3 separate regions of the Homo sapiens genome follow, and regions 1 and 2 are each linked to region 3. Evidence: chromatin loops called from intact Hi-C (ENCODE). Cell type or tissue: CD4-positive, alpha-beta T cell. All regions are shown on one strand. Links, peaks and the distances in the headings refer to the core of each region. The heading gives the core; the rest is flanking DNA.

Region 1 (10,619 bases), core at 3,360-5,859, 57 kb before region 3:
TTTTAATACTTTTAAAATCTTAAAGCCACATGAAGTTAAAATTTATATTTCTATATATATTGTTGTGGCGGAAAGGTATAAGGTGGTCAATTCAAAAAACTTTCAAACAGAAAAATATATACTATATTAGGAAAAAGTCTGTAGAAGAAGTAGAATGAGAAAAAAGAAAAATAGAGATTTGCCAACAGTTTGAGTTATGTTTTAGGTGGAGGATGGTGGCTATTACATCACAATGGTATTTACATTCCATTGGGTGTATTTTAAGAGATGATGCAACAGCTTTATTTTTTATGTCAATATTTACAATGGGCCAGAAGTTGTATTCTTCATATTCATGTACACCTGTGATTTTAAAAAAAAATCAGGAACAATTTAAAGAAGTACAAAATGGTAGATAATTTTTCAAAATTTTTTTTTTTTTTTTTTTTTTTTGAGACAGTCTTGCTCTGTCGCCCAGGCTGGAGTGCAGTGACCTGATATGGGCTCACTGCAACCTCTGCCTCCTGGGTTCAAGCAACTATCATGCCTCAGCCTCCATAGTAGCTGGGACTACAGGTGCATGCCACCATGCCTGGCTAATTTTTGTATCTTAAGTAGAGACAGGGTTTCACCATGTTGGCCAGGCTGGTCTCAAAGTCCTGACCCCGGCCCCCCAAAGTTCTGGGATTACAGTCATGAGCCACCATGACCAGACTCAAAATCCTTTTCAGGAACATGTGAGCAAGGTTTTTTGAAGACCATAGGCCTATCCAATGCCCATTCTCTCTCATTTCTTTCTGTTCCTTATGCCAAAGCTGTAGGCAATGTGTCCAGCTAAAGATCTACCTTTCCAAGTCTCTTTGCAGATACATATTATCAAGGTCTGGCCAATAAGCTGTGCACGTTGCCATTCCTCTCTTCCATATTGAATGTGAACACAATAGCTGTAGCTCTAGCAGACAGCTTGAACTTGCACGAAGAATAGCAATAGTGAAAACACAGAAGGAACCTGAGTTCTAAATAACTTTGTGACCCAAACTACCTACCTCCAGATTTTGTTTAGGTAGAAAAGGGCAAATCCATTTATGTTTAAGTTACTGTTATTTAGGATTTTCTGTTACACATGGCCAAATCTAATCCTGACCAATAGAGTGGCTGTAGCATACATTATATAATCAATCAGATGTTGAACATTTAGATTATTGCCAGATTTTGCTGTTTATTATACATCACACTGTGATCCTTATTTGATGTATCTTCATACACATTCAGAGTTATTTTTCCAGGAGATAATCTAAGAAGTAAATTCTGGGTCAAGAATGTTTTGATACATATTGCAAATTTTTTCCTTCACAAAAGCTAATTTATATTTATGTCAATAGTGTATGAGACGGTGGAATTCCACATTCTTTCATCGTCATTGGGCAGTCTTTTTTTTCTAAATATTTGCAAATCGATAAGGAAAAAAGGTTTGTTTGTATTTTTTGATAACTAATATAGTTAAACTTTTTTCTATTTATCTGCCATTGGATAAAATTGTCATTTTATCTTTATTGTTTAAAAAAAATTAAGAAAAAGAGCCAAAAGTGTTTTTTACTTTAAATTTTATTTTTTTATTTCATTTTTCCATAAGTTATTGGAGTACAGGTGGTATTTGGTTACAAGAGTAAGTTCTTTCATGGTGATTTGTGAGATTTTGGTGCACCCATCAGCCAGGCAGTACACACTGCACCCTATTTGTAGTCTTTTATCCCTCACCCCCTTCCCACTCTTCCCCCTAAGTCCTCAGAGTCCATTGTATCATTCTTATGCCTTTGTGTCCTCATAGCTTAGCTCCCACATATCAGTAAGAACATACGATGTTTGGTTTTCCATTCCTGAGTTACTTCACTTGGAATAATAGTCTCCAGTCTCATCCAGGTCACTGCAAATGCAGTGGCCTTTTTTCATTTCTTTTTATGACTGAGTAGTATTCCATCATCTATATATACCACAGTTTCTTTATCAACTTGTTGATTGATGGGCATTTGAGTTGGTTCCACGATTTTGCAATCATGAATTGTGCTGCTATAAACATGCATGTGCAAGTATCTTTTCCAAATAATGACTTCTTTTCCTCTGGGTCGATACCCAGTAGTGGGATTGCTGGATCAAATGGTAGTTCCACTTTTAGTTCTTCAAGGAATCTCCACAGTGTTTTCCATAGAGGCTGTACTAGCTTACATTCCCATCAGCAGTGCACAAGTGTCCCCTGATCACCGCATCCATGCCAACATCTACTGTTTTTTGCTTTTTTTATTATGGCCATTCTTGCAGGAGTAAGGTGGTATCGCATTGTGGTTTTGATTTGCATTTCTCTGATCATTAGTGATGTTGTGCATTTTTTCATATGTTCGTTGGCCATTTGTATATCTTGACAGTTGTCTATTCATGTCCTTAGCCCACTTTTTGATGGGATTGTCTGTTTTTTTCTTACTGATTTGAGTTTGTTGTAGATTCTGGATATTAGTCCTTTGTGAGATGCGCAGATTGTGAAGATTTTCTCCCATTCTGTGGGTTTTCTGTTTAGTCTGCTGACTGTTCCTTTTGCCTTGCAAAAGCTCTTTAGTTTAATTAGGTCCCAACTATTTATCTTTGTTTTTATTGCATTTGCTTGCAGGTTCTTGGTCACAAAATCCTTGCCTAAGCCAGTGTCTAGGAGGGTTTTTCCAATGTTATCTTCTAGAATTTTTATAGTTCCAGGTCTTAGGTTTAAATTCTTAATCCATCTTGAGTTGATTTTTGTATAAGATGAGGATCCAATTTCATTCTTCTACATGTGGCTAGCCAAGAGCGAAAAGTATTTTTGTTTCAGATTATTTGAAGGTTGGAGAACTACAAGTGAAGCTACCTCTAGGATCTCTGTTTATATAAAGCTTCATGGCAACAGAGAAGTTGTCTATCTTACACTGTGTCCATTTACTGGCAAGTAGTAGGCAACTCATTGAACATTTGTTGAATGCATGAAAGCCATTATCTTATTACAGTATATGACTTTGGGCAAGTAGTTTTCTAATCAGTTTCCCAGTTCATAAACTAACAAGATTGAATAAATCTATGTCATGGTCTCTTCCAAGTCCAACAATTTTTTATTCAAAGAGAGATCCAAGTAATGCCCACAAAGCATCATATGGGAAAGACTCCCTTCCTTTGCAGCTATTTCTACTGATCAGAAGAACCAGAGGCAAAAAATAATAATAGAAAATTAGAATTTAACATTCCTTTGTGCTCCTCTTCTTCCAAATTACTAGACAATAAAAGAGTTACAAAGGCAGTAAGAAACACAGAGAAAGTCCCTCCTCCCTTGAATTTGCCCTTTGGGGACTAGTGGTGGTTCCTAGTTTCAACCCAAAGTCCATATTCTCTTGTTCTGTTGGAGCCTAGATTTTGAAGTCAGAGAGAGGTGGGTTTCATTGAGCAAGTCATCAAACTCCCCAAGCCTGCATTCCTTATATATAAATTAGGGATAACCATACCCATCCCATAGGATTAAATAAGATACATGCCCAGCACAAAGCCCACTGTATAGGAGATGCTCAGTCAATATTAGTTTCCATGATGTGCCCAATTCCGAACATCTGAGGGGGCAAGCAAATGTAGCAGTGGGTTTTTTTCTAGAAAAGCCCCCACATTGGAATTAGTCATGGTTTCTGGCTACATAATTTCAGATTCTCACTCTCTGCCTCTCCTGGAGATTCTGAGAGTTTCCTAATACCCTTTCAAAAATTCCTTTGCTACTTAAATGAGCCAGAGTGGATTCCACTGTCTGCAACATAGAATCAAGACCATTATAGTTCCTATGGAAGTTCACATTTAACAGATCATTTAGTCCAAATCCCAGAAGAAGAGCTTCATTGGAAAGAAGTGTTTGTCTATCCATGCAGTGTAGCTCCTAGTCCTGACTCTAATACGGTTTCGTATTTTGCCTTAATCAACTCATGTGTAAATTGTCTTATTAGTTCAGCAGGAGCCCCTTAGAAACAGAGGCAGCCTCTTGAGATCCACTGGAAAAGGCCCAGAAGGACAAGTCACAGATGGAGAGGTAAGGTCTTGGGCCTACCACTGGAAACCCACCTAGTCCAAGGTAAGTCCTTTCAATTCCTTAAGTCTTGGTTCCCTGTGAAATAAGAAACTGGCATGTGGCCCAGGGAACTGACATGAAATCAAAGAGAAAATGGACGTGAAGAGCCCTGGTCAATCGCAGATCCAAGAAGCAACTTAAATAGTGTCCACTTCCATCTCTCTTCCCTAGAAGCAGGGATTGAGTCATGGCTTCCTCTTCTAAGGCACTTAACCCAGTGATTAGGTCTCTTGGACCGGGGCAGGACCAACACGTGGGGCATATCGCCCTCTGGTGGGCTTAAATGGAAAGGGTATGGTTTTCAAACGGGCTGCAAGGCTACAAAAACAGAACTCACAGAATCGTGGAATTTCAGAAGTGAAAGAGATCTTTGACACCATTTAGTCTAACATCCTCATTTACTGATGGGACAATGAAAGACCCAAGAGTGAGAGTGACTTGCCTAAGGTCACACCAAGGACAACTGTCAGAGCCAAGGCCAGACCTCAAACCCTCGACCCCCATCCAGGGCCAAGGTCCTTCTCTCTGCCATGAAACACCAAACCTTCATGTTTGTGGTTCATATCCCTACATCCCTGAGCCCTTGACCCAGCTCAGCCATGCTGTCAGCAGCAGCAGGTTAGCTGGATTCTGCCCAAGATTGGGTAATTTCCCCACCCAGTTATATTGTCAAAAAGTTATGTTATTCTCTTTAAAATGTACCATGTTAATGTTTTGCTTTTGGTACAAATAACCCAAGCTATAACTATGGCAACTTCTTGGAAACATGGAAAGAAAACACTTCTCAGCTGGGTGTGGTGGCTCACGCCTGTAATCCTAACACTTTGGGAGGCTGAGGTGGGTGGATGACGAAGTCAAGAGATCGAGACAATCCTGGTCAACATGGTGAAACCCCGTCTCTACTAAAAATACAAAACTTAGCTGGGTGTGGTGGTGGTGTGCCTGTAGTCCCAGCTACTTGGGAGGCTGAGGCAGAAGAATGGCTTGAACCTGGAAGGCGGAGGTTGCAGTGAGCTGAGATCACACCACTGCACTCCAGCCTGGGTGACAGAGTGAGTGAGACTCCGTCTCCATTTAAAAAAAAAAAAAAAAAAGAAAACACTAGTAAGCATAACTGGATAATTCTAAGAGAAAAGAACAACAGAATACCTGATTTCTACACAAGTTAGAGAAAGACCCTTTATTTTAAAGACCAATCTCTGCCACAGGTGTTTATCTATGAAGCTAGAACAGTTCAGAGGGCTTCAAAGCAAACCCTCCTCATGCCAACACAGCTGCCAGCCCACGCATGATTTCCATAAGAACCCACACTCAAGCAGTTCCAATTTGCCATTTTAATAAATGCCGAAAGAAGCGGTCATGTTGGGTCTTTGCAATGGAGAGGAAATGTCCTTTTTAATGGGATTTTTGGAAGTCTTTATTTTCTAAGTCCCTTTGGAAACTAAACACACATAAACACACACACACACACACACACACACACACGGAAAACTTCAACCAAAGTAGGATTCAAATAAGCCACCTGAGTTCTGTCCCCAGAAAGAGCAGGTGGGGGAAAAAGTGGTAAGTAGGTGAGGTGATGGATATGTTAATTAGTTTGATTTAATATTTTATGACATGTATATATATAACCATCACATTATACCTCTTAAACAGATACAATTATTATTCATCAATTGAAAAAAAGAAAAGAAAGGAAGGAAGGATAGAAAAGAAAGAAAGCAAAGAAGGAAGGAAGGAAGGAAGGTAGGGAGGGAGGGAGGGGAAGGGGGGAGGGAGAGGCAGAAGGGGAGGGGAGGGGAGGGAAAGGGAGGGGAGAGGAAGGAAGGGAGAGGAGGGGAGGGAAGGCAGAAAGGAAGGAAGGAAGAGAAAGAAAAAGCAAGAGAAACCTTGAGTGAGTCACTTGTCCTCCCACTCTCTGCATGGCCTAGCTTTCTCGTTGATAGTAGAGGGCCATCAGGTAGGCCCTGCTAGCTTTGCAGGGCTACTGAGAGAATCTAGTGCAGGAGTCCCCAGCCTCCAGGCAGTGGACTGGTACTGTCTGTGGCCTGTTAGGAACCAGGTCACACAGCAGGAGCTGGGCGAGCATTACCACCTGAGCTCCCCCTCCTGTCAGATCAGCAGCAGCATTAGAGCACAAACCTTACTATGAACTGCGCATGAGAGGGATCTAGGTTGTGTACTCTTTATGAGAATCTAATGCCTGATAATCTCAGGTGGAGCAGTTTCATCCCGAAACCATCCCCTCAACCTTGTCAGTGGAAAAAAATGTCTGCCACAAAACCGGTCCCTGGTGCCAAAAAGGTTGGGGACCACTGATCTAGTGGACTTTGTCCAAAGATCACAAAGCAACACAAATGTACAGATTTTTAATCACCCACAGTGGAATAACCTGGCCATTCCTCTCATTTCTTGACGAATCCCTGAAGCTTAGCCTGATTCACTGCTCTGTCTCTTTACTATTATCACTCAATACTAACAATAGCTGATAGCAGCATTATTTTATGAGGTTTGCATGAGTTGAATCAATCATCACAAAAACTCTATAAAGATGTCACTGTTAATCATTACCACTCCAAAGATGGAAAAACTTAGGCTCAGAGAGGTTAAGTAACTTATCCAAGATCGCACAACTCATAAGTGGAAGAGCCAGGGTTGAACTCAAGTCCACCCAACTTCAGAGTCTATGCTTTTAAACCCAACCCCACTCTGAAGATCATCAATTACATATGTGTATGCAGACCAACTTCCTTATCATCCTAGTTAAATTCCAGCAGGGACTAGGACTTCGGGTATCAAAAGTCAAAAATCACTCAAAAGGTTCTGTTTTGGGTTTGAGCCCTGGGTGGTATCCCCCCAGAGGCACATCTAAATTAAGTTTTCATAATCGTTCTAAACATTTTTGTGTCACTCTGCCTCCTTCTAGCAACATAGGCACAGATACTTAATCAGAGCCTGATGGGAAGTAATACCACATTGGAAGCACATTTGGCTTTTTCTCCTTCTGAAAGCAATATGATATTTTTAGAAAGAATAAAGGCTTGGGAGTAAGACAGACCTGGATTAGAGACCCAACTCTGCTGTCTCTTCTACCTGTGTGATCTTGAATGTTATTCATTCTGGGTCTCATTCCCCTAAACTTGAGAAATGTAGAGAATAACATCAGTATCATATTGTTGTCATGAGGATTAACTCAGCCTCAGCTAGAGTTTTTAGCACTGTGTCTGGGAAGCACATAGCAGGCATTTAAGAAATGACAGCAATTAGTAGACAACCAGCCTGCCAAATACAGAGGCTTCCTTTTCTCATGTGCCAACCCCAGTAGCAAGAGGTGAGAGCAGACACTGGGGGAGAAGGAGACAAACATCTGTGACCCACAGCATCCCGTAGCAAGACATGCATGGGTTTTGGACTGATTCCCAGCTCTGTTTTGTGACTTGGGCAAATTACTCAATTTCGCTGAGTCTCAATTTCCTTCCCCGTAAATGGAGGCAATATATCTTCATTACATACCTTCACATTGTTTACCACCTAGTCAAGAAATCAGGATATAGGCGTGAAAATAAAAGGAAGATTACAGCATCTCACATATGAGCTTTTAAAGATACTTCAACGAAAGCTACTGAGTTAAAGATTCTGAACTACCTTTATTTATCGTAAGAAATGAGATAAGCTACAGGAGCTGCTAATGATACAATAAAAGATCAGTTTCTGGAATGTCCTATGACTAGATTGTTTCAAACAAAACAATATTTATTTGCTTAATTTTACTCAAAAAGAGAATTACTTTCAAGCATATTTTACATTTGTACATATCCTTCAAACTTTTTAAATTATAAAAGCATTGTAGGTACATAACTAAGAGAAGCTATTGTAATATACAATAGGAGACATGCACAAGAATGTCAAAAACAATATTCTTGGCAAGGAACCCAACTATCTACCAACAGATAATAAATAAATTATGGTTTTGGTTTTGGTTTTGGTTTTCGAGACAGAGTCTCACTCTGTCGCCCAGGCAGGAGTGCAGTGGCACGATCTCAGCTTACTGCAACCTCCACCTCCCGGGTTCAAGCAATTCTCCTGTCTCAGCCTCCCAAATAGCTGAGACTACAGGTGCATACCACCACACCCAGCTAATTTTTGTATTTTTAGTAGAGACGGGGTTTCGCCATGTTGGCCAGGATGGTCCCAATCTCTTGACCTCATGATCCACCCCGCCCCCCTTGGCCTCCCAAAGTGCTGAGATTACAGATGTGAGCCACCGCACCTGGCCCTAAATTATGTATTTATGCAATGCAACGCTGTGCAGTGAAGACAATGAAATTATAGCTCCAAGCAGCATGGATAAATCCTAGAAGCATAATATTGAATGAAAAGAAGTAACTCTTGGAGTACTACATGTAAGTGTGATACCACTTTTAGAAAGTTAAAACACAAACGATCCTAAATTAGATCATGTTTAGGGGGTACATAGAGAAGTACTGAAGCCCTATTGTTAAAAAAAACAAAGAAGGCCAGGCGTGGTGGCTCACACCTGTAATCCCAGCACTTTGGGGGACCAAGGTGGGCGGATCACCTGAGGTCAGGAGTTTGAGACCAGCCTGGCCAACATGGCAAAACCCCGTCTCTACTAAAAATACAAAAATGAGCCGGGCGTGGTGGCACGCCTCTAGTCCCAGCTACTTGGGAGGCTGAGACAGGAGAATCACTTGAACCCAGCAGGTGGAGGTTGCAGTGAGCCAAGATCACGTCACTGCACTCCAGCCTGGACAACAAGAGCGAAACTGTCTCAAAAAAAAAAAAAAAAAAAAGAAAGAAATGATGTTTTTTAATTTCAGGGTAGTACTTACTGCTGAAAGACGGGTGAAGGAATGGGATTAGGAGCAGCACGTAGATCAATTCAATAGTATTAGAAAAGTTCCCTGTGCGCGGTAGGTTTATCCATTTAAATGTGATTCTTCATAATTTAAAGTAGTCCTAGGGGATACATTCCAAGAACCCCAGTGGATGCCCGAAACTACAGACAGTACCAAACCCTATATGTACTATGGTATGGCTTTTTCAAGACATACACCCCTAGGATGTTTAATTTATAAATTAGGCACAGTCAGAGATTAACAACTAATAATGAAATAGAACAATTATAACAATATGCCAGCATCGCTACTCTTGCATTTTGAAAATGAGGGTCACTTGAATACCCACACTGTAATACCAAGACAGGTTTTCAGATAACTGAAACAGATACTAAATGACTAATGGCCAGGGAGCGTATACAGGGTGGATATGGTGGGATGAGTCATGTCCTAGGTGGAACAGAGAAGGATGGCACAAGTTTTCATCACTCAGGGTGACGCACGGTCTAAAACTTAGGAATTGTTTATTTCTGGAATTTTCCATTCAATATTTTCAGACTGCAGTAGACTGCAGGTAACTGAACTTTTTATTTTATTTTATTTTATTTTATTTTTTGAAACGGAGTCTCGCTGTGTCGCCCAGGCTGGAGCGCAGTGGCGTGATCTCGGCTCACTGTAAGCTCTGCCTCCCGGGTTCACGCCATTCTCCTGCCTCAGCCTCCCGAGTAGCTGGGACTACCTGAGTAGCTGGCACCCACCACCACGCACAGCTAATTTTTTTTTGTATTTGTTTTAGTAGAGACGGGGTTTCACCGTGTTAGCCAGGATGGTCTCGATCTCCTGACCTCGTGATCCACCCACCTAGGCCTCCCAAAGTGCTGGGATTACAGGCGTGAGCCACCGTGCCCGGCAGGTAACTGAACTTTTGAAAAGCAAGACTGAGGACAAGGAGGAACCACAGTACTATATATCTACACATATAGATATGCACATGCATACATATACATAAACTATAATTCCATAATATATGTAATAATGTCACAGTGATAATGTAACTATCATTATGTAACATTATCTTATATATAAAAATATTACATAACATTTTTAAAATCCAAGCTATTCAATGTTGAACTAGGAATTTGATTTCCTTGCTCCTGACCCTGTACTGTTATTGTCTTAAGAATTTATTTTCCCCTGCTTTTCTTGAGCTGTATGGAATTTTTTTCTTATGTCTATTACTTACTTATTTACTAATTTAAAAAGAAATACATTAACGACCTAAGATTAAAGGCTATAAACTTAATTACAGGAATAAAGCAATCCACAAAGGCTACTCTGGGTTCATTCTTCAAAAGTCACATGACAGAGGGTGAAGATTATAATAGCTCTGGACACCAGGGATGATGCATCAATACTCAGAAGGTGTGGCTTGAGCTAACATCCATGCCAAGGCTATTACGACTAGTATATTTCCACAGGCCAAGACTGAACAGGTTTGAATTCCCAAAGAGTTCAATGCATTCTCCTGTGTTATAAGCAGATCAAAGAATAAAATCACTGTTTTGCTGCTCAGGCTGCCGTAACAAAGTGCCACAGACTGGGTGGATTAAACAACAGAAATTTATTTTCTGACAGTTTTGGAGACTGGAAGTCCAAGAACA
Region 2 (10,619 bases), core at 3,990-6,489, 2.0 Mb before region 3:
TAATGGCATTCATAATTTAAGGAAATAGTACATTGCAATGATAAGATACTAAAAATAAAGGTATGTTCTTTTCCCTATACAAGTCTGCAGACCCCCAAATTCTATCATCCAAGGAGTACCACCTGAATTACTCAGGCAGTGCCATGTACATCTTAGAGAATCATATCAGTGGCACTTAATGCCTGTTGTACTACTTGTAGTCACATTAGGTTTGATCAGTAAGTTCAGTACCTATCAGTCCAATCCATTCATTAGAAATTTTCTCATTAGCCTTTCTCCTAGCAGTTTTAGGATTCATTGATGATAGTTGTCTAGATCTATTCTTTTATTAGAAATTATGAAATGGTAATTTTGTGATTCTGTCATTATTACTGCTCTTATTACCTGCAGTATTTCCATAAAAAATATGGTTACCCTGAAATCCAGTTCAAAGCATGGCTGATACTTCATTCTTTTATCAATTTTTAGAATAATATGTTTGTCTCCTAGCAGTCTCCAGTAGTAACTGATGAGCTTTGTTAATTTGGTTTTTATTTGTTTCTTGGTTTTGGTTTGGCTTTGGTTTCAGTTTTCAGAACATTATGAATTAATGGAAGTGTATTTGTTTGATAAATTTAAATCAATTGCAATTATTATTGTTTTCCTTGTTCAAATTGTTTAATGTTAGGCCAATGTGATTCCCTTTAAGTTGGTTTGTATGTCCTTTTGAAATGACTTCATTAGTCCTGACCTTGTTTTTTGTTACAACAAAACATCCCAGGCTCAGCTTGTACCATACTTGTTCCAGACTTGGATTCAGGAATTTTTCCAAGTATCCTTTGTTCCTTTTAATGAAAAATAGCATTTAGAAACCAGAGTCTGGGCAGTAGGGGTATTTATTGCCTAGTACATTATCATTATTTCTAGGCCTTTTCAGTAGGCAGAGCTATGAAATGTTTTTATTTTTTCAAAGACAAAAACAAGTCGTAAGTTTTTATGATTTCCAACTGAAATTTCAGTTTACATAATTTTTCATAAACCTTCTTAATACCTGAATTAGTTGTCCGTAATGCTGAAAAAGCTTAGTTCCCAATCACAGTAACGTAATGGCTTACTTGCTATAGCCCACAACAGACAGGTAATTATTTCAAAATAGCAATACCAATTGTGTCAGTCCATTTTGTGTCACTATAAAGCAATACCTGAGACTGAGTAATTTATAAGGAAAAAAGGTTTATTTGGCTCACAGTTCTGTAGGCTGTACAAGCATGGCACCAGCATCTGCTTAGCTTCTGGTAAGGCTTCAGGAAGCTCTTAGTCATGGTGGAACGTGGTAGAAGAGTAGGTGTATCACATGGCAAGAGAGAGGGAGCAAGAAAGAGAGAGGGAGGGAGGTCCCAGACTTTTTAACAATCAGCTCTTGAAGTAACTCATTATCACAGGGAGAGCACCAAGCCATTGATGAGGGATCCATGCCCATGACCCAAACACCTCCTACCCCGTCTCACCTCCAACACTGGGGATTACATTTCAACATGAAATTTGGAGGGGACAAACATCCAAGCTATATCACCAATATTACAGCTGGTGATAAGACCATTAAGTCTAGATTCGCAGATCATTTTGTGTTTGGAATATTCCTCACTAAACTGTAAAATCAAAATACTGCATTTAAAAGCCACTCTAAATTGTTATTTTCTCTAAACAATTATGTCAACACTGATGTAGAGTTAGAGATATTTTTTCAGTGGGTATATAATTTGTAGAGATTGTTTTTTTTTTTCTTTTGTGCTTTAAAAAAAAGTATGTAAAACTTTTGTGTGGTGCAAAGCTAAAACTTATAAATGAAGATATACTGCAGAACTCTGGCTTCTATTCTTATCCCTGGACCTTGTTTTCTTGTTTCCCCTGTAGATAACTATTGTGTTAGGTTTGGGTAACCTGTCAGTGTTTCCTAATAAAAAATTTATATACATATATACATATACATATATATATATTATATATATTTCTATACAAAAGAGAGCACTCTAAACAGTGCTCTGGGCTGGACATGGTGGCTCACACTGTAATCCCAACACTTTGGGAGGCCAAGGAGGGTGGATTCCTTGAGCTTACAAGTTCAAGACCAACCTAGGCAACATAGTGAGGCCCTGTGCCTATATTAAAAAAAAACAAAAAACCTTAAACACTGTTCTGCACTTTCCTTTTTTCCATTTAGTAAAATATATTTGTGATTACTCCAATCACATACAATATTATTCTAATTCATTTTTAGGTATATAGTACCCCACTGTTTGGATGCTTCATAGTTTTTCAACCAATTACCTATTGATTGTCCATAGACTGCTATGGTAAGAGATTTATTGCTGATTACTGTGATGTAATGGGCAGAAGCAACAGAAATTGAATATTCAATTTCCAGAATTTATAACTGCCTGAACTTGAATCTCTAGCAATGTAGCAGAGTGGGAGGCAGCCTAATATTGTGGAAGAGTGCTTAGAAATAAGGAAGGTCACAATGGCAATCCAGATGTTCTTGGATCCCTGATTTTCCCTCCATGAGCTTCCATTTACTCATCTTTAAAAAGCAATAGTGAAACCTACCTCTCATTGTTAGGATTTATAGAGACCAAAGGGCATAATGTATGCAAATCAAGTAGCAGAACATCTGTCCTGGAATATGTGCCTGTAAAACTGCAGCTACAGTTAATATTAATTTTACTGATTGCCTCAATATAAGACAGGAAATCTCTATGAGTTTCAGCCCTTTTATATTTTGTTGAGTGGGCTCATTGATCCTTCTCCCTGCCCCTAGCAGCAGAGTTACACCGCAGAGGGGAGCTAACGGAGAAGTAACTCAATCTTGAACATGTTTTCCAAAAGTAATGCCTGGTAACATGTTTAAAGGTTGTCTTTTAACATGAGTATTTTTAACATTTTGTTAAAAATAGTTAGAAATGTGAAAGCAAGACTGTGAACCCCCAGGAAAACAGTAAGAGAGTGTTTTCTAATGGTTCCCTTAACTGACTAATGGTTCCTAGATGACTCCAGCTGATGTTCATACCCTCCTGGATGTTTGAAACTGGCAACCTCCCCCTGGCCCCAAAGTGGCCTCCTACTGGCCCCAAGGTGGGCTGGTATACCTTGTTGGTCTGCTCTCCTGCTTCAAATATGTTCAAGTGGGACAATCTGGGAGTCTTTATCTAAAGCAGGTCATTAGCATCTCAGAGGCCTCCAATTCCGTAAGCCTTGTCCAAGAATAATCTTTTCTGAGCATTTCCTCTTTGACCCCTAGCCTGAGAAGTGATTGGAAGGAGGAGGAAGGAATTGGGAAGGAACTAATCTTGGAATCCGTTCTTGAGGAGTAAGTTTTAAACACAGTTTTCAAGAAAGTAAAAGAACTTGATCCCAAGAAAGAGAAGGCGTTCTCCTATTAATGATCCATCTCAGCTCCTTTGGACAGAAAAGGGGCTTTGGAGTCAGTCTTTGAATGCCTAATGACCTTCGACTGCAGTCTGTCACTTCTCGGAAACTCTGTTTTTTCAGCTGTATATTACAGTTGTAAAAAATTACGACATTACTTGTCCAAGGCACTGTTGTGAGGATTCCATGAGATCCACAATGTCTTGTGTTTGGCAAAGAATAGAAGATTGGGAAATATGATTTTCTTTTCTGTCTTCTCCCTTTACCAAGCACTTTTCCTATCACCATCTTAAAAGCAAAACTGCATTAAAAATAAGACTATGTTGTTAGAATAATACTAATAATAGTAATAATAACAAGAACTGGCATGTTTTGGGTGGCTATTAAGTGTCTGGCATGACCCTACATTATTTTTTTATTTTTTTGAGATGGAGTCTCACTTTCGTTGCCCAGGCTGGAGTGCAATGGTGCAATCTCTGCTTACTGCAAACTCTGCCTCCCAGGTTGAAGTGATTCTCCTGCCTCAGCCTCCCGAGTATCTGGGATTACAGGTGCCCACCACCACACCCAGCTAACTTTTGTATTTTTAGTGGAGACAGGGTTTCACCATATTGGCCAGGCTGGTCTTGAACTCCTGACCTCAGGTGATCCGCCCACCTTAGCCTCCCAAAGTGTTGGAATTACAGGCATGAGCCACTGCACCCAGCCCGTTATCTTAAATCTCAACAACTTTATATTGTCGGTGATATTCGCCTATTTTATACATAAAAAGCAGAGACTACTATGAGGAAGAAGCTTGTCTATGGTCACATGCAGGGCTGTGGCTAGCCTGTAAGTTACCTCTTATATGAATTAGGAAGAGGAGCTCCTCTACTTGTACTCAATTGCAGGAGCACAGGCATGGCACGTGAAGCTGAGGGTGGATTTAGTCCCCATCCACCCTTTTGCCTTGTCACCTTTTATATATATATATTTTTTTCTTTTTTTTTTTAATTTAAGTTCTAGGGTACATGTACACAATGTGCAGGTTTGTTACATATGTATACATGTGCCATGTTGGTGTGCTGCACCCATTAACTCATCATTTACATTAGGTATATTTCCTAATTTTATCCCTCTCCCCTCCCCGCACCCCACAACAGGCCCCGGTGTGTGATGTTCCCCTTCCTGTGTCCAAGTGTTCTCATTGTTCAATTCCCACCTATGAGTGAGTCACCTTTTTACAGAGCTCAACTTGTGTAACTATACAAAGAGGGCCTGGTTGCATGCCTAGTTTTGACCAACTGAATTTCACATCCAGATGTATATGAAGTTCAGACCGCATCCATTCCATTACCACCTTGGAATTTTTTCTCTTACTGTCTTCTTTAAGATCCTGCTCCATCAATTATCTTTTCTCTCTGCCATATCTTAAGCGTCTCCTTCTCCATCTCTGTTTTTTCCTTCCCAGCCAATACGTCCCATCAGGTCTCTACACTTGAGTACCACAAGGATTGAAACAAATTGTTATTCATATTTTCCCCCCTTGTGCCTAGCTGTAAACCTGGCACTGAATAGGCCTTCTCAGCAAATGCTCTTTCAGAATTCTTTTACTCATCGCACTAAGCTTCCTTGTATCATAGCTAGCTTTTACTGTTTCCCTGGCTTCCCTCAGTGGAAGTTGCTTTGCACACAATGATCCTTCTTTGCCAAGAAAGGATCAGAACAGAGATTTCCCCAGAGCAATCATCTTAAGTAGGCACTAGAGGGCAGCAGGAGATCACATATGACCTTTTTTTTTCAGCCTCCTGTTACTGGCCACAACCTGCCTTGTCCCAGGAGGAAGAAGTAAATGTTACCCTTCAATGCCGACTGATTCCTGATTCTGGCCAAGACACTGGCCAGTACTAGGCTACTGGGCAGTGTCCAGGGGTCCCTTTCCCACAGAGAGTATGACCTGCCTCAGAAATTTAACTGCTTTCACTTGAAGACAGGTGTCCTCTTGCAAGTTATACTTTATCACTCTGTGCCTCAGTTCTCTCATTTGTAAAAGGGGGCAACAATCCCTACTTTGTAGGATGGTGGAGAACTGTGAGAGATCATAGGTGAAAATGTGCTAGCACAACATCTTTTGTTTTATTCCTAGAGGAGTTGGATGAGGAGTTAGTATCCCCATTTTACAAATGAACAAACTAAGGTTGGAGAGGTGAAGTGACTTGATTAAGATTTGAAATCAGGTAGTCTGACTCAACAGTTTTGGACTTACGCATTCAATTCTACCCTGGTCTACTGTCTTCTTGTAGGTAGAAGACAGGTAATTTAAGGGGAAATTTTTGACAGTTAAAGCATCAGGCAGGTTTCAAGGGAAGATTTACAGATTCAGACATGTACAAGAATTGAATAATGCTAGGATGAATGCCAGGGGCTGGAACAAATGACCTCTGATGATGCTCTTGACACGCTAGCATTGGATATTTTTCATTAAGTTCTGATTCTCATTTATCCTCCAAATAATCCAATATTTAGGTACTAAAATTATTAGCATTTTACAGATGAGGAAATGGAGGCTTAGAGAGGTTAAGGTCTTGTTCCAAGGTCACCCAGCTAGAAAACAAAAAAGATGGAATTTAAACTCAAGCAAAACACTGTGCTATAGCTGCCCCTCTGTAATTGTGCTTATTACTTATACATTTAGGGGAAGAGCTTGCAAATTCACTTAGGTTAGGAAATCAGTTGTCCTAGGGTTTGGCAGTTTTATAATTCTGTCTTCTTATTTTTGGAATCTCCACTGTTGCTTTTCTTTCCATTCCCCAAATGTGTGTGTGTGTGTGTGTGTGTGTGTGTGTGTGTGCGCTTGCAATATGAACACAACACATACATCACAACATACACATACTCATACATATATACCTTCTCAGAAGCCACCCAACAATGCCCTATGGTTCCTGGGATAGGAATTTCATCTACCTAGTTAGTTAATTGTTTAATTGTAGTATGACCCCACACCCCAACTAGAGTCCAGGCGTGAGTACTGTAGATAAGACATCTAATAGCATAAAGTACATAACTCTGGGCTTGGGTCTGATGCTTAGGATGAGAAGTGTGGTTCCTGGATGAGAAGTTAGTCTAAGTTTAATAGAGCCTTTCCACAATGGAACTTGAGGCCTAGAAAGGTACTGATTTCCACATCTTTAGAAATGTCCAAGAATAAATTGGAGGATTATTTGGTGGTAAATGAAAAATTAGATGGGATTTCTGACCAGGTGACCTTTAGAATGCTTTCCACCCAGGAGACCCTATTAGCCCATGGAAATGGGTGGAGGAGATTGGGGGCATTACCTGGGGGTGGGAGGTAATGGGAAGATACAAATATTTGGAACGGATATGACTCATCCTGTAGGAGTGAAAACTGGTGCTGAAAGTTTTTCAGAGAGGAAATATGGACAGTGGAAAGAGCAGAAAAACTGGGTAGAAACAGCTAGACTAGTTGCTAGCTGTGTGACTTTGGTCACGTTACTTTACTTCTCTGATCTATCAAGTGTACATTAATAAAATAAAACAAAGACCAACTGTCTTTGGGGCTGTGGTGATAAATTGGGATAGTTGGTCTGAAGTCTGATAAGCATTACACTAGTGGGACAGGAGTCAGATTTATGCATTCATTTATTCATTTGTTCATATATTTACCTGCAGACTGTCTACATGATATCAAACAGTGAACTCTGTGCTTGGAATGCAAATGTTCATTAAAAATGGCCATGGTCCTTGTTCTCATGAAACTTATGGTATATTTGGAGAGAAATATATTCATTTAATTATTATATTAAATCAAATAATAAAAACGTGACATGTACTATAATGAGGATATAAACGATTCAGTTCATACTGCAAATTGAGAATAGTCAAAATATAGTCTGTGAAAACAAGTATGCTCAAAAGTATATACATATGTGTTGATTCTGCCACTCTTTGTGATATGTTTACTGGGATAATTTTCCTCTACCTCTAGATGAAAATCTTAGCAGACCACATCTAATCTATTATCACTTATGGAATAGGCAGCAGCACCATCGATATTTTACATTGCTAACATACTTTCAAATCAGGAATTAGGATTTCCAGTCCAATATTTTAATCAAATCTTTTGACAAATAAAATCTCCGTATCTTTCCCAATAGGAGCATTAAGAGGTGGGAATGGTTGGCCTTCATGCTCTTTCTTTACTTTGCACCTCTTCTTCCCCTTCTTTCACAGTACAAGCAAAAAAAAAAAAAAAAAAAAAAAAAGAGCGGTGGTCAGGATTAGGAAGGTCATACTTGCTCCAGAATTATTTTACCTGGCTTTGCGGTCTCTGGTCCTGGCATCTTTATAAAGCTGGCCATTTGTCTTGGGGGGCTTGTTCAGGGGCTTTTCAGCGGTCCCCAATGCTTGGGACTTCTCGTAAGACCTGGAACAGTGCCATTTCTCTTTGTCTGGCTTCAGTGATCCCTTCCTACCTACTGTTTCTCTGGCTTCCTACCTCATGGAGATTCACTGTGGGGGACCCATCACTCTGTTAGATTCCTCTTGGGTAGGGCTTAAAACAGTTCCAGGCCAGTTCTTTCTTCTATGTGACCCATATACAGTTCAGAGGAAGCAAGCATTTTTCACTGGGCAACCTCTGGGGGTTTGGGCTAATCCCCATGCAGCTCCTTCTGTTCTGTTGGTATAGGCCACTGCAGCTTTTTCAGGTGAAGATAGGACCTAGTCCATTTTCTTGCCAGTTGCTGAGAATATATCCAAGTTCTCCAAGTGGCACTCCTGAGGGTTCCTCTCACAAAACTTAGAGTTAGCAGATAGCATGTAACACTTGAGCTGGCTAGGGTGCTGAAGACTCCAAACATGGTAATAGTTCTTTGCAAAAACAAAACAAAACAAAAACAAAACAAAAAACAAACTTCCTTAAATCTCTTCTTGCAAATACAAAAATTAGCCAGGCATGGTGGCATGTACCTGTAGTCCCAACTACTCAGGAGGCTGAGGGAGAATTGCTTGAATCCAGGAGGTGGAGGTTGCAGTGAGCCGAGATTGTGCCACTGCACTCCAATCTGGGTGATACAGCAAGACTCCATCTCAAAAAAAAAAAAAAAAATCTTGCTACTTTCTGACCTCTCTTTTTTCTTTTATATTCCTTTTTTTTGAGACAGGTTCTCACTGTGTCACCCAGGCTGGAATGCAGTGGCAGAAACTCGGTTCACTGCAACCTCCACCTCCCAGGTTCGAGTGATTCTCGTGCCTCAGCCTCCCAAATAACTGAGATTACAGGCGTGTGCCAACAGGCCCAGCTAATTTTTGTGTTTTTCATCGGCATGGGGTTTTGCCATGTTGGCCAGGCTGGTTTCAAACTCCTGAGCTCAAGTGGTTCACCCGCCTTGGCCTCCCAAAGTATTGGGATTACAGGCGTGAGCCACCGTGTCTGGCCTAACCTCTTTTTATGTCTTTGTTCTGGCTGAGGTTTCTAGAGTTGTGAAATTGGTTAGATTTCCTCTCCTTTGTAACTTCTGCATCTAGGGGCATGACTTGGGAATTTTACTTCTATTAGGCCTTGGTGTCTGAACAGAAATTTCAATTTTAATGTCATGTAACAACAACAGCAATGTAATTATGACAACTACAGCAACAACAACAATAACAAATAATATTTATTGAGTGCTTAACTTGTTCCAGGCCCCTTACTTAATCCTCACAATAACTCTTTTAGGTTGGTACTATTATTTATAAAGGGCACACTAATGATGCAGGACTTTGATTGTTAGGCTGAGAAGTTCATATTGCACAACACAGAAGTGCAGGCCTTGCTAGTGGCATTTCAGCTGGCTATTTTCCCCTTCTTAAAGATATTTGTGTGGGTCCTTGAGTCAGGCCTCAGAGCAATTGCTTTCTTCCAACAGGAGACAGTAACTCCGCCTAAGAAATGATCCAATTTCAGTAATTCCTGGGAGGCCATTGCTGTAATAAAGGCCGTTCTTTATGATATAAAAGTCTCACCCCTTTCCCCTCTCCCTTAATGTTTCTAATTTGAGCCCCTCTGGTCCCTATGGAGCTTTTAAATGCTTCAAGTGCAAACCTATTGCCAAAGCAAGCCTGTCTGACTAGGGAGGCAGCACCCTGCACCGTTGCCGAATATTGAACAAACATCCGTGCAGCTTTGGCTCTCCCAGAAGCCCTTAGTCTGATGCTTTGTTTTGTTTTCTGGATGAGGGCAAGCGGTGCCATCATCTCCTGCCGAAAAGCCCTGGCTGCCCTCCCAACAAGGAGTTGTCACTTCAACTGAGGCTTTTTTTTTTTTTTTTTTTTTGGTGGCAACAAAATAATACCCAGCAGGAATTTGGGAGGAGAAAAAAGAGAGTTCAGTTGGCAGGTTCTCAAATGAATGGGTTGTAGTGTCATTGGAACTGAATTGGGCTTGAAACCAGACATGATCCTATTTTGGAAGCATTGTTCAGAGGGATGGGAAATGTGAACAGAGGATAAGTCTCTTCAAAAATGTTCTTTTTCCTTGGCCTGTTAAAGACACTGTATTTTAACCTAACTCTCCCATTCACTTAATGGCAAGGGCCTACATGAAAACCTAGAGAGGGTCAGAGCAACTGGAAAAGTGCTCAGCTATTCATCTGTTGACCTTTTGATTAGAGCACTAATTTTACTTTGGGAAGAAGTTGTATGTTGACTACAATCATTTATTAGTTATCGTCCTTGTAATTTACCAATTCTGGCTCTTAGGTTCATCGATGCTTGGATAAGGCAGCACAGGTTATGTATGTTTACTATATATTTAACAAATATTAAAAATATTTTTGAAAGCCTGCTGTGTTCCAGGTACTGTGTAAGATGGATATGGGATCAGCAAAACTGATGCTGTCTTTTCCTTCATGTAGTTTACAATCTCGAGACATTAATAGATGATACAGAGAATAGGATGCTATCAGGATCTGTAATAGGAAAACTTAATAGGTCAGGTGCGGTGGCTCATGTCTATAATGCCAGCACTTTGGGAGGCTGAGGTGGGCAGATTGCTTGAGCTCAGGAGTTCAAGACTAGCCTGGGCAACATGGTGAAACGCTGTCTCTACCAAAAAATACAAAACAACAACAACAACAACAACAAAAAACACAAGAAAACATTAGCCAGGTGTGGTGGCATGTGTCTGTGGTCCCAGCTACTTGGAAGGCTGAGGTGGGGGGATTGCTTAAGCC
Region 3 (10,619 bases), core at 3,322-5,821:
CATTTTCACCAGAAACTAGTACACAAATGTTCTCAGTAGCTTTATCTGTAATAGCCAAAAACTGCAAACCATCCAAATATCTTCCGATGGGCGAATGGTCAAAAAATCTTTGGTACATGCATTACTATGGATTACTACTCAGCAATAAAAAGGAGCTAACTACTGATACATGTTCCTCATGTATATGAGGAACAAGGAAGTTGTGCTGAGAAAAGCCAACCTCAGAAATATACATATATACTGCATGTGTCCATTTATGTAATATTCATGAAATGACAATTATAGAATGTAGAACAGGTTAGTGGTTTCCAGGGGTTAGAAATGTTGGGGAGAGGGAGTGGGTGTGGCTATAAAGCGGAAGCAGAAAGGAACCTTGTGGTGATGGCACAGTTAAGTACCGTGATTGTGGTGGTAGTTACACGAAGCTACACATGTAATAAAATTTCATGCAGCTATACACATACACACACAAATGAGTACTTGAATAACGACTGAACTTTGAATAAGCTCTGTAGATTGGGCCAATGTTAATTTCCGATTTTGATCTTGTAATATAGTAAGGCAAGATGTTAACATTGGAGGAGGCTGGGGGATGGGTTCATGGGAACTGTCTGCAGAGAGAAAGTTACAAAGTTACCTCTTTGTTTCTCTCTAAAGAGAGAAAGCTACAAAGTTACCTCTGTAACTCTCTGTGCATTTGTAATTATTTCAAAATAAAGTTTTGGGCCAGACACAGTGGCTCAGCCTATAATCCCACCACTTTGGGAAGCAGAGGTGGGAAGATTGCTTTAGCACAGGAGTTTGAGACTAGCCTAGGCAACATGGCAAGACCCCCTCTCCACAAAATTTAAAAATTAGCCTGGCGTGGTGGTGTGTGCCTGTGGTTCCAGCTACTCGGGAGGCTGAGGTGGGAGGATGGCTTGAGCCCAAGAGGTCAAGACTGCAGTGAGCCGAGTTCATGTCACTGCACTCTAGCCTGGGCAACAGATCGAGACTTTATTTAAAAACAAGGCTGGGCGCGGTGGCTCACGCCTGTAATCCCAGCACTTTAGGAGGCCGAGGCGGGCGGATCGCGAGGTCAGGAGTTCGCGACCATCCTGGCTAACACGGTGAAACCCCGTCTTTACTAAAAAAAATACAAAAAAAAAAAAAGAAAGAAAGAAATTAGCTGGGCGTGATGGCGGGCGCCTGTAGTCCCAGCCACTCGGGAGGCTGAGGCAGGAGAACAGCGTTAACCCAGGAGGCAGAGCTTGCAGTGAGCGGAGATAGAGTCACTGCACTCCAGCCTGGGCGACTGAGCGGGAATCTGTCTCAAATAAATAAATAAATAATAAAAATAAAAATAAACAAAATAAAACTTTTGAAAACCTAAATTGAATTCCCTGATTTCACATCCACAGGTGTGAAAGCTAATCCTTCACTCTCAACACCAGATAATAATAAGGAAAATTTATTGAGTGCTGCCTCTCTAGCAGGCACTACATTTACAGCTTTCCATGGCTGGTCTAATTTACTCCTCACACCAACTCTATTATTATTTCTATTTTAAAGTTAAGGAAACTGAGAATTAGAGGGGTTAATGGCTATGGCCCAGGTCATGCATTAAGTTAGGAAGGCAAGCGTCCCACCCAGGTACTCGGACCCCAGAACTTACCCACTGTGAAATCACCAGAGTAAAAATCCACCCATTTGTCTTAGCCCAGTGCATCAGGTCAAGATTTCATTATTCCCTACCTGAACCAGAAATTAATACAGAAGCCTGTTGGCCCATCTCCCCTCCCAGACCCAAAGAGAAGAAAGTAATCACACCATACATGCTTGAATGGTAAACCACCCCAAACAGAAGGCAGTTTCTTTATGCAAAGATTTTAAGTATTTTCTCCAATTTGAATATATACACATTTAGTGCTATGGGTGAAATAATCAAGCATCAACTTATAAGTAGTCAGTACCTGATATGTGTTTGCCAGAGCATATTATATAAAATACATTAATTTGGAAATACCTGTGTTGCTATCCATATTAGTCTGTTTTTACACTGCTATAAAGAAATACCCACGACCAGGTAATTTATAAAGAAAAGAGGTTTAATTGACTCACAGTTCTGCATGACTTGGGAGGCCTCAGGAAACTTACAATCATGGCAGAAGGGGAAGCAGTCGCATCTTACATGGCAGCAGGTGAAAGAGAAGAGAGCGGGAGCAACTGCCACGTATAAAACCATCAGATCTCGTGAGAACTCACTCACTATCAGGAGAACAGAATGGGGGAAACCACCCCCATGAGTCAATGACCTCCCACAAGGTCCCTCCCCCGACGTGAGGATTACAATTTTGATTACAAATCCAGAGGAGATTTGGGTAGGGACACAGCCAAACTATATCACTATCCTCAATCTTTCATTTTCTGAAACAATTTCATTCAAATGCTTCATACACATCTTTAACCTCATCTAGCACAGGTTTTCAGAATATATTATCTTCATTTCTAAGTTATTTTTTAAATAATGCTTTTGAATCTGTATATAAATAATGCTGTTCCTGAAAAGCTCATCCCAAGCTAAAAAGGATCCATTTGTATCACATCAATGAAATTTATGATTAAAAAAAAACCTCTATAAATCAGTAGTTCTTAATGCTGGCTGCGAATTAAAATCAACTGGGGAGCTGTAAAATCTATCGACACCTGGGCCCTTGCCCCCAAAATAGTGATTTTACTGACTGGGAGCAGGTGCTAGGAGTGGCATTTTCTAAAGCTCCTCCCATGATTCTAATATACAGCCTGATCTGAGAACCACCGCTTACCTGTATATAATGACCTGCACAATGGAATTCAGCAGTTCTTGATTATACTCAAGAATCACCTGGAAATTTTTGTAAACATACTGCTACCCAGTTTCCACACCCTACCAAAATTATAATTTATCTGGGGTTAGGCCCCAGGTATTCTTTGTTTTAAAAACACTTCAAGTGAATCTCACTTGCAGCCAAAATGGAGAACCTTCAATTACCATTTAAGAGTGTGGCTTTAATCATTCTGAGCAAACTATCGCAGGGACAGAAAACCAAACACCGCATGTTCTCACTCATAGGTGAGAATTGAACAATGAGAACACTTGGACACAGGGCGGGCAACATCGGACACAGGGCGGGGAACATCACACACCGGGGCCTGTCGTGGGGTGGGGGGAAGAGGGGAGGGATAGCATTAGGAGATATAACAAATGTAAATGATGAGTTAATGGGTGCAGCACACCTACATGGCACATATATACGTATGTAACAAACCCGCACATTGTGCACATGTACCCTAGAACTTAAAGTATAATTTAAAAAAAAAAAGAATGTGGCTTTACCTGTGAGCTTTCAAAGGCTGTTTAACTCACCATCAAATATTTATTAAAGGAATTCAGCACAGCTGTGGAGTCACATCACCCGCCCCAACCACATGAATGACCCCACAGCTGTGCTGAATTCCTTTGCTTTCTTCTGTTTCTATTGTATCCAGTGACCTCTCTGTGCATCAAATGATAGCACTGATTGAGAACATGTTAATCCAATGTGGCTTCCCCATATATGAATAGTACTTGGTTGTCCTAAATAAAGGAATGGAAAGAGTGCCCCATAAGCTGAGAGATTTTGTCAGGACTCCAATACAAAGTGATTCCTTCTTTTCTGAAAAATAAATAGGGAAGAAAATGTCACTTCATTTTTGCATATGTTATTAATAACTACCCTTTCTTAAAGTGCTTACTACATCTAGATACCATGTTAAATGTTTACCTGATTTCATTTAATACTTAAAAATGCAAACAGGACATATAATTATTATTATTCCTGGCCAGGCGAAGGCCACACCTATAATCCCAGCACTTTGGGAGGTCAAGGTGGTGGGGTGGGGGGGGGGGGGTCACTTGAAGTCAGGAGTTCGAGACCAGCATGGCCAACATGGTGAAACCCTGTCTCTACTAAAAATACAAAAATTAGCCGGACGTGATGGTGCATGCCTGTAGCCCCAGCTATTTGGGAGGCTGAGGCATGAGAATCGCTTGAACCTGGGAAGCGGAGGCTGCAGTGAGCCAAGATTGCACCACTGTGCTCCAGCCTGGGTGACAGAGTGAGATTCTGTCTCAAAAAAGAAAAAAAAATTATTATTATTCCCATATTGCAGAGGGAGAACCTGAGCGTGAAGTCACTTTGCCTAAGGTTACTACCCAGTGGGCGGACAGAGACAGAATGGCACCCAGATCTACAGCATCCAGTGTTGTACTGCCCCCTTCTGGCCATCCTCTAGGTGCTTCCTGAGGCCCCAGGACTTGTGCCCCAGTATACAGTCTGGTGGCCAGCATGGCATCGTGCTCAGCAGAACTTCTCCCTCCTCCTCGCTGTTGTGGTCCAGTCCAAACATCCCAGCCCCAACATTCCCTGGTTCCCCAGCTCTGTGACATCACAGACAGCCTTCTGTCTACTCTGCCAGCTGCAGGTGAGTGGGGCTCACAGTTTAAACCAAAGGGCGGGAGGTGATAATTTTTCTGTACTAAAAGGCACAATGTCCCCACCACTCCTGGACACCTATTCATTTTGCTCCAAGAAGCAATCCCCATCCTTCATTTGCTCTAACCTCACTGTTTCTCTCTCTCTCTGGGTCCCAGTCTCCACCTGTGCTGAATGACCTCCCCCACCCCCGCCCGCAGCGCCAGAAGCCTTCCTGTTTGACCTCATTCATCTTTCTTCTGATCAAAGTGCAATGGGGTCACTAGAGACCTGAAGTTCATACCCACTGGGGACAACCCAAGGGCCCTCTTCTTTGGTTTCTGCTTCCCTCTAGAGGGGGTCACTGGTAGTGCAAGAAGTGCCACACATCCCCTAGGCATCTCCCTACATATTCATCAGCATCAGAACCTTCATCTGTATTTATTAAGCCTTTACGACACACCAGAAAGCTGTGCTAAGCACTTTCCATCATTATTTAATCCTCAGAACTACCTTCTATTGTAGATACTATTATTCTCATCCCCATTTTACAGGTCAGAAAACAGAGATTCAAAGAGGTCATAAATTCTAAATTTCCTAGCTAACAGTAGATCTCCAAGAATTATACCCCCAGAGAATGTGCTTGTAACTGATACACTGCTCTCCCTAAGAGCCTTTTCATTTCTTGAAGAGGGTTCAAAAACTCAAAGCTCTCTGCTGTCAACACTTAGAGGAGAAAGTGGTTCTACTACCCTCTTTCTTGCAAAATTTTCTAGTAAAGATGTGGAGAGAGCATCAGCACGGGGTGTCAACAAACCTGCGCTTCAGATCGCTGCTGATAATACGGACGATCTCCACGGTTTATTTTTAATTGAAAAAAATCAAGGTGCAAAACGTGGTGTATAGTAAGCTATCATTTGCATTAAAAAGAGAGAAAAAGAGAATTTGAATAACTACATTTTCTTGTATATCCATAAGCTGCTTTGGTGGAAGATGCCTGCATTCACTACATGAAACAAAAACTGAATTTATTTCTGGTTAAACAAGGGAGAACTGTGCTTGTATGGCAAAGTCTCTGAACAAAGCTCATGGCTGATGCATAAGGGGCTTTGGGAGGTGTTGAGTTCGTGGACTGGTGGTGTTTCAGAGGCAGCAGTGTTTAGGAATGGTAGACCTTTAGCTATGAAATGTACCTACTGGCATGTGTCTGTTAGAATGGTTACCAAGGGAGTTTCATTAATAGATTAAATGAGTGTCACACAGGTTCTGGGGATTCGTTGTTACCGTGGTTACAGGGCAATCCATCGTCACCTAGGAATGTGGGAGCTTCTCTTTTTAATTCTCATTATCTGCCTTCTGGTCTCCCTCAACTAAAGGTGCAGGAAAGACCCTCCAAGATTGTCCAGATCTTCACCACTGTCATTGGCTTTTCTTGAAAACACAGTTCCATTTTTCCATGTACAGAGATCTGGTTTTCATTTTGAGTATCAGTCTGCCTCATTTCTTCTCATTTTTTCTTTGAATCATTTGTTTCACCATTTGTCAAACCAGAGGCTACATAAAAGCATTCAGCTCTCTGGACAACAGAACCTGAATGATGCAAGACAATGATAATTAAGGCCAGGCACAGTGGCTCACGCCTGTAATCCCAGCACGTTGGGAGGCCAAGGCTGGCAGATCACCTGAGGTCAGGAGTTCGAGACCAGCCTGACCCAACATGGGGAAACCCCATCTCTACTAAAAACTAAAATTAGCCATGCGTGGTGGTGCATGCCTGTAATCCCAGCTACTCGGGAGGCTGAGGCAGGAGAATCGCTTGAACCCAGGAGGCGGAGGTTGCAGTGACCCGAGATCGCACCATTGCACTCCAACCCTGGCAACAAGAGCAAAACTCCATCTCAAAAAAAAAAAAAAAAAAAAAAAGGGACAATGACAATTAAAAGTATTTTCAAAAAGATCTGAAAGCCTCTCTGGAGTCATGCCCCATGATTTCCCTGGCATGACCATCTACCTTAGATAGCCAGGCTGCTTTTTCTTTGGGCTTAGCTATAGATTAACCTCACCTGTGATATTAATCCAGGCACAACGGGAGTGTTAGCAATGGTGCAGACTCCCCTAATTAGCTAAAATAAAACCCGAAGGTTTCTGTGATCCATAATTACTCAAACTAAGGATTTTAAATTGGTCAGGTGTACCCTAGGGTGTGGGCTACATGATTTGCTGTGTCAGTCAAGGTGAGGGGAAAAAAGGCACTTTAAATTGTTCAACTCAGAATCCTCAGAAGTCTGTTTCATCTACTAGTAGTTAAACCCCCAAGAAGGGTTTCATCCCTTCAGACTCTGTGTAAGAAGACATAGTCCACCGTGGGTGCTGGAGAATCATGCACTGGAATGGTCTAAGTATTCATCATGCAGAACAATTAGTCTTAATTATAGTTGGAATAGAAGAGTCTGATCTCCACATAAGAAACAAACCATATCAACAAGCAAGCAGTATAGCTGTTCATTTATATTTATAGACAATGCCCTTTGGGAGTTTAGAGGCAAAATAGGAAAATGTTAAGTGCAAAGTTCTCCTCAGAAAGACTCAGTAGACAGATATGGACAGCTGTCCTTCTGACATGGAACATTAGTTCTTCTAATGGCCTTTCTGCATACAGTAAGTGCAAGTGTTCTCCACAGACTCCAAATTCTTAAAGAACAGAGGAGATTTGGGTCCTGTCTTTATTTCAGGGGCCAGTTGTTTTATCTAGTAGGTCAAAAGATTATCTCGATTTCTAGTTAACATTTTAGGACTCTTGGAAAATGATCAAGATATCTACACTAATGGAATTTCCCATTCCAATTGATTTTTTCTAAATCCTCTATTTTAGATATGAGCTTTTGCATAAAGAAAGGGCTCCTTTTACTTACACTTTTTGTTTGCCCCAGAATGTCCTTTGAAAGTGTCCTGAAGTCTATTAAGTCACCTATTGATTCATCATTTTGTTTGTTATTCTTGAATCTTTGCCCTATCCACCCTTAAGAGAAAATCTTTTAAAATAGTTTCATGTGGCATACTTCCTATTTTTCTTACCCTCTCAAGTCCATGCTTAAAAATATTATGCATAGATAGGTTATTTGAATCTTCTGACCTTTTTCATCCTGCTACTCTTAAACATTTTCCCCATTGTTGAAGGTCAACAATTTTTTTTTTTTTTTTTTTTTGAGTCAGGATCTCCTGTTGCCTGGGCTGGAGTGCAGTGGCATGATTATAGCTCACTGAAGTCTTGATTTCTCAAATTCAAGCAATACTCTCTCCTCAGCCTCTGAGTAACTGGAAGTGCAAGTGCACACCACCATGCCCAGCTAAATTTTAATTTTTAGTAGAGATGAGGTATGTTGTCCAGGCTGGTCTCAAACTCCAAAACTCAAGCAATCTTCCTGTCTCAGCCTCCCAAAGTGCTGGGATTACAGGTGTGAGCCACTGTGCCTGGCCTAAAGGTCAACAACGAAATGAACTAATTGGTACAAATATGATAGTCCAAGACAATAAGTAACGAACAGAATCCTGAATTACACAGGATATACAAAACAAACTTTCTTTTGTTCTGAAATTTGGGAAGATTCTATTTTTACCCAACTCAACTCTTACTCAGAGTTTAAATTCGGCCTCTCTTGATCTACCTTCAGTGCAGAAGTTTTAGGTGGGTGTTGTGCAATGTGATTGTTCTTCTCTAGAAAAATGCTCCCTGAAAAAGTTTATTTGGGCAGCCAGGGGAAGGAGTAAGAGGAGTATACGTGGGTAGTAAAGATCAAGTTGGGTGGAGAGAGAAAGACAGAAGCAAAGAAAACAGGTGTCAGAAGGTTTGAGTAAGAGTAAGGTCTTTTTTATCTTTTTCTTCCTGAGGCCATAGCATTCCAGACAAAGAAGCCTTCTATTTATGTTTGGCATTTTTGTCTTCTCTCTTCTCTAGAGCTCCTCTTAAATCTGATTTTTGACATCAAAACTTTGTCATCATGGCTACAGTAATCCTAAGTCATCTAGTGAACTTTTGCCATTTATTAAGACAAATACATGAGAGTACCTATAGTGAGAGTATATATACGGAGTTTTTCCAGGAAGAGGCAACAACCTTAATGCAGATGAGACCACGACAAGCAGGAAAGAGCACGCTACAATTGATAAACAGTTTCTACTTGTGCAGTGTCTTGAATTTCTTGACCAAGCAGAGCCTAAAAGAGGCCACATGATCAAAAACCTGAAAATTACTGACTCCCGAATATAAGCTAAAAAAAAAAAGTGACCTTCTTTTATGATTTACCAAGACAGAACACATGCTGACAAAGGTTTAGAGGGACCCAAGTCCAGGTTTTAGCAATTTCTTCTAGACAAATCAATTACCACTCCAGTAAAACTCCAGACACTCAGGGCTGACTCATGGTGGGGGCTTGTCAGAGCTATGCTTCCATTCCTTTCTTATGAAGTGCATCCTTCTACATTCAACATACACAAGGCAGTCTGGAACAAAGCCAAACCCCGTGAGGCAAGCATTTTTATAAGTGGATGAAGACAACTGAAACTAAAGCAAGTAGCAGAATACGAAGCAGATTAATGGCAAGGATATTTGCTAAATGGTGTATCTCCAAAACAAAAGATCTAACTGCCTGTATAAATTTCTATTTCTTTATAAATTATAGGAAAATGAAATAAATCCACTAAAGAGAACTCAATGAAATACATCAGAGCTAAAATCATGTTAAAAAAAAAAAATCCCATGACACTGACACTAGGTCTAGGGAAAAACAAAAAAACAAACAAACAAACAAAAACACCTCACCTGGCAGCAGATCCAAAAGACTATTGGAGATTGGAGCTAAATGGACCTAGTGAGTGCCCCCACTTTGACCAAAAAATCCACACAATGGTGACATCTGTATGTGTCTAGCCCGCATCGTATCTAACCACAAGGAACAGCTTATGTGCAGAAAGTTAAAAATCAGTTAGTGGAAGGGAGGAAGGAGATCTGTTTGGCATAGTTTTTTTCCAACAGTCAGAGAAGGTTCATGTGTTTATTCAACAAATATGTATAAAGTACCTATTCTGTGCCCATCCCTGGGCTGAGTGCTGAGGATACAAAAGTGAATAAAGGCCAGGCGCGGTGGCTCACGCCTGGAATCCCAGCACTTTGGGAGGCCGAGATGGGCAGATCACTAGGTCAGGAGATCGAGACCATCCTGGCTAACACAGTGAAACCCCGTCTCTACTAAAAATACAAAAAATTAGCCAGGCGTGGTGGCAGGTGCCTGTAGTCCCAGCTACTCGGGAGGCTGAGGCAGGAGAATGGCGTGAACCCGGGAGGCGGAGCACGAAGTGAGACAAGATTGCGCCACTGTACTCCAGCCTGGGCAACAGAGCGCGACTCCATCTCAAAAAAAAAAAAAAGTGAATAAAATACTGTCCCTGCTTCCATGGACATTTGTCTATCCTGTGTCTTGTTCACTGCTATATCTCCAGCACCTAACAGTACCTGGAACATGGCAGGTTTTCAGTAAATACATGTGAAATAAATGAAGAAAAAAAAAAGAAAAAAGCTTGGCTGGGCTCAGTGTCTCAAGCCTATAACCCAGCACTTTTGGAGGCTGAGGCAGGAGATCTCTTGAGCTAAGGAATTCGAGATAAGCCTGGGCAATACGGCAAAATCCCATCTCTACCAAAACAAAAACAAAAAAACTATAACCGGGCATGGTAGTGCGAGCCTGTAGTCCAAGCTACTCAGGAGGCTGAGGCAGGGAAATCGCTTGCACCTGGGAGGATGAGGCTGGAGTGAGCCCTGATGGTGCCACTACAGTCCAGCACGGGTGTCAGAGTGAGACCCTGTCTCAAAAAATAAAAAAAGAAAAGAAAAAGAAAAAGGAAAAAGCTCATGAACTAGTATCCAGACTGTCAACAAGAGGCAGTTACAAGACAACGTTTCAACAAGTGTTTATTAAGCATTTACCATGAGTTAGGCAGTCACTGTACAATAACAGGCTGTGTACAGGAAAACATGGTGGGCCAGCAGGGGAGTGCTGTGGGAGCACAAGGGAGGGACTCCTAACTTATCCCATGCCTTCCTGTAGCCCCTGAGCTGAATCCTGGAGTTTGATGACTCAAGGATTGAGGTGA

What was found. Hi-C counts contacts between places; a loop is a spot of excess contacts. Peaks named below come from ENCODE experiments on the same cell type or tissue, not always from the same donor. Only the 100,000 strongest peaks of a DNase experiment are listed, where the experiment ranks them.
Region 1: a loop joins it to region 3, with 6 times the contacts of the local background. A loop is called at or near these places in 29 of 110 quality-filtered maps.
Region 2: it touches region 3 in a loop (10-fold over the local background); 4 of 110 quality-filtered maps call a loop at or near these places.

Annotation. Positions count from the first base shown.
Region 1 is chr9:114,732,783-114,743,401 of GRCh38, reverse strand. No RefSeq gene overlaps it. Among named protein-coding and RNA genes, the nearest start is that of TEX48, 56 kb to the right of the region's middle. RefSeq lists an enhancer at 4,367-4,416. In CD4-positive, alpha-beta T cell, for the core only: CTCF peaks have their summits at 4,162 and 4,362 (motif pointing left); a DNase peak (open chromatin) is centred at 4,361; H3K27ac peaks cover 388 bases.
Region 2 is chr9:116,655,785-116,666,403 of GRCh38, reverse strand. The region is part of intron 16 of ASTN2 (astrotactin 2); the gene reads left to right. Among named protein-coding and RNA genes, the nearest start is that of TRIM32, 26 kb to the left of the region's middle. In CD4-positive, alpha-beta T cell, for the core only: CTCF peaks have their summits at 4,958 and 5,162 (motif pointing right); a DNase peak (open chromatin) is centred at 5,153.
Region 3 is chr9:114,675,898-114,686,516 of GRCh38, reverse strand. It overlaps TEX48 (testis expressed 48), which reads left to right and starts at 4,325. Exons shown (of 5, transcript NM_001199233.2): 1 at 4,325-4,482. In CD4-positive, alpha-beta T cell, for the core only: CTCF peaks have their summits at 4,217, 4,421 and 4,629; DNase peaks (open chromatin) are centred at 4,266 and 4,796.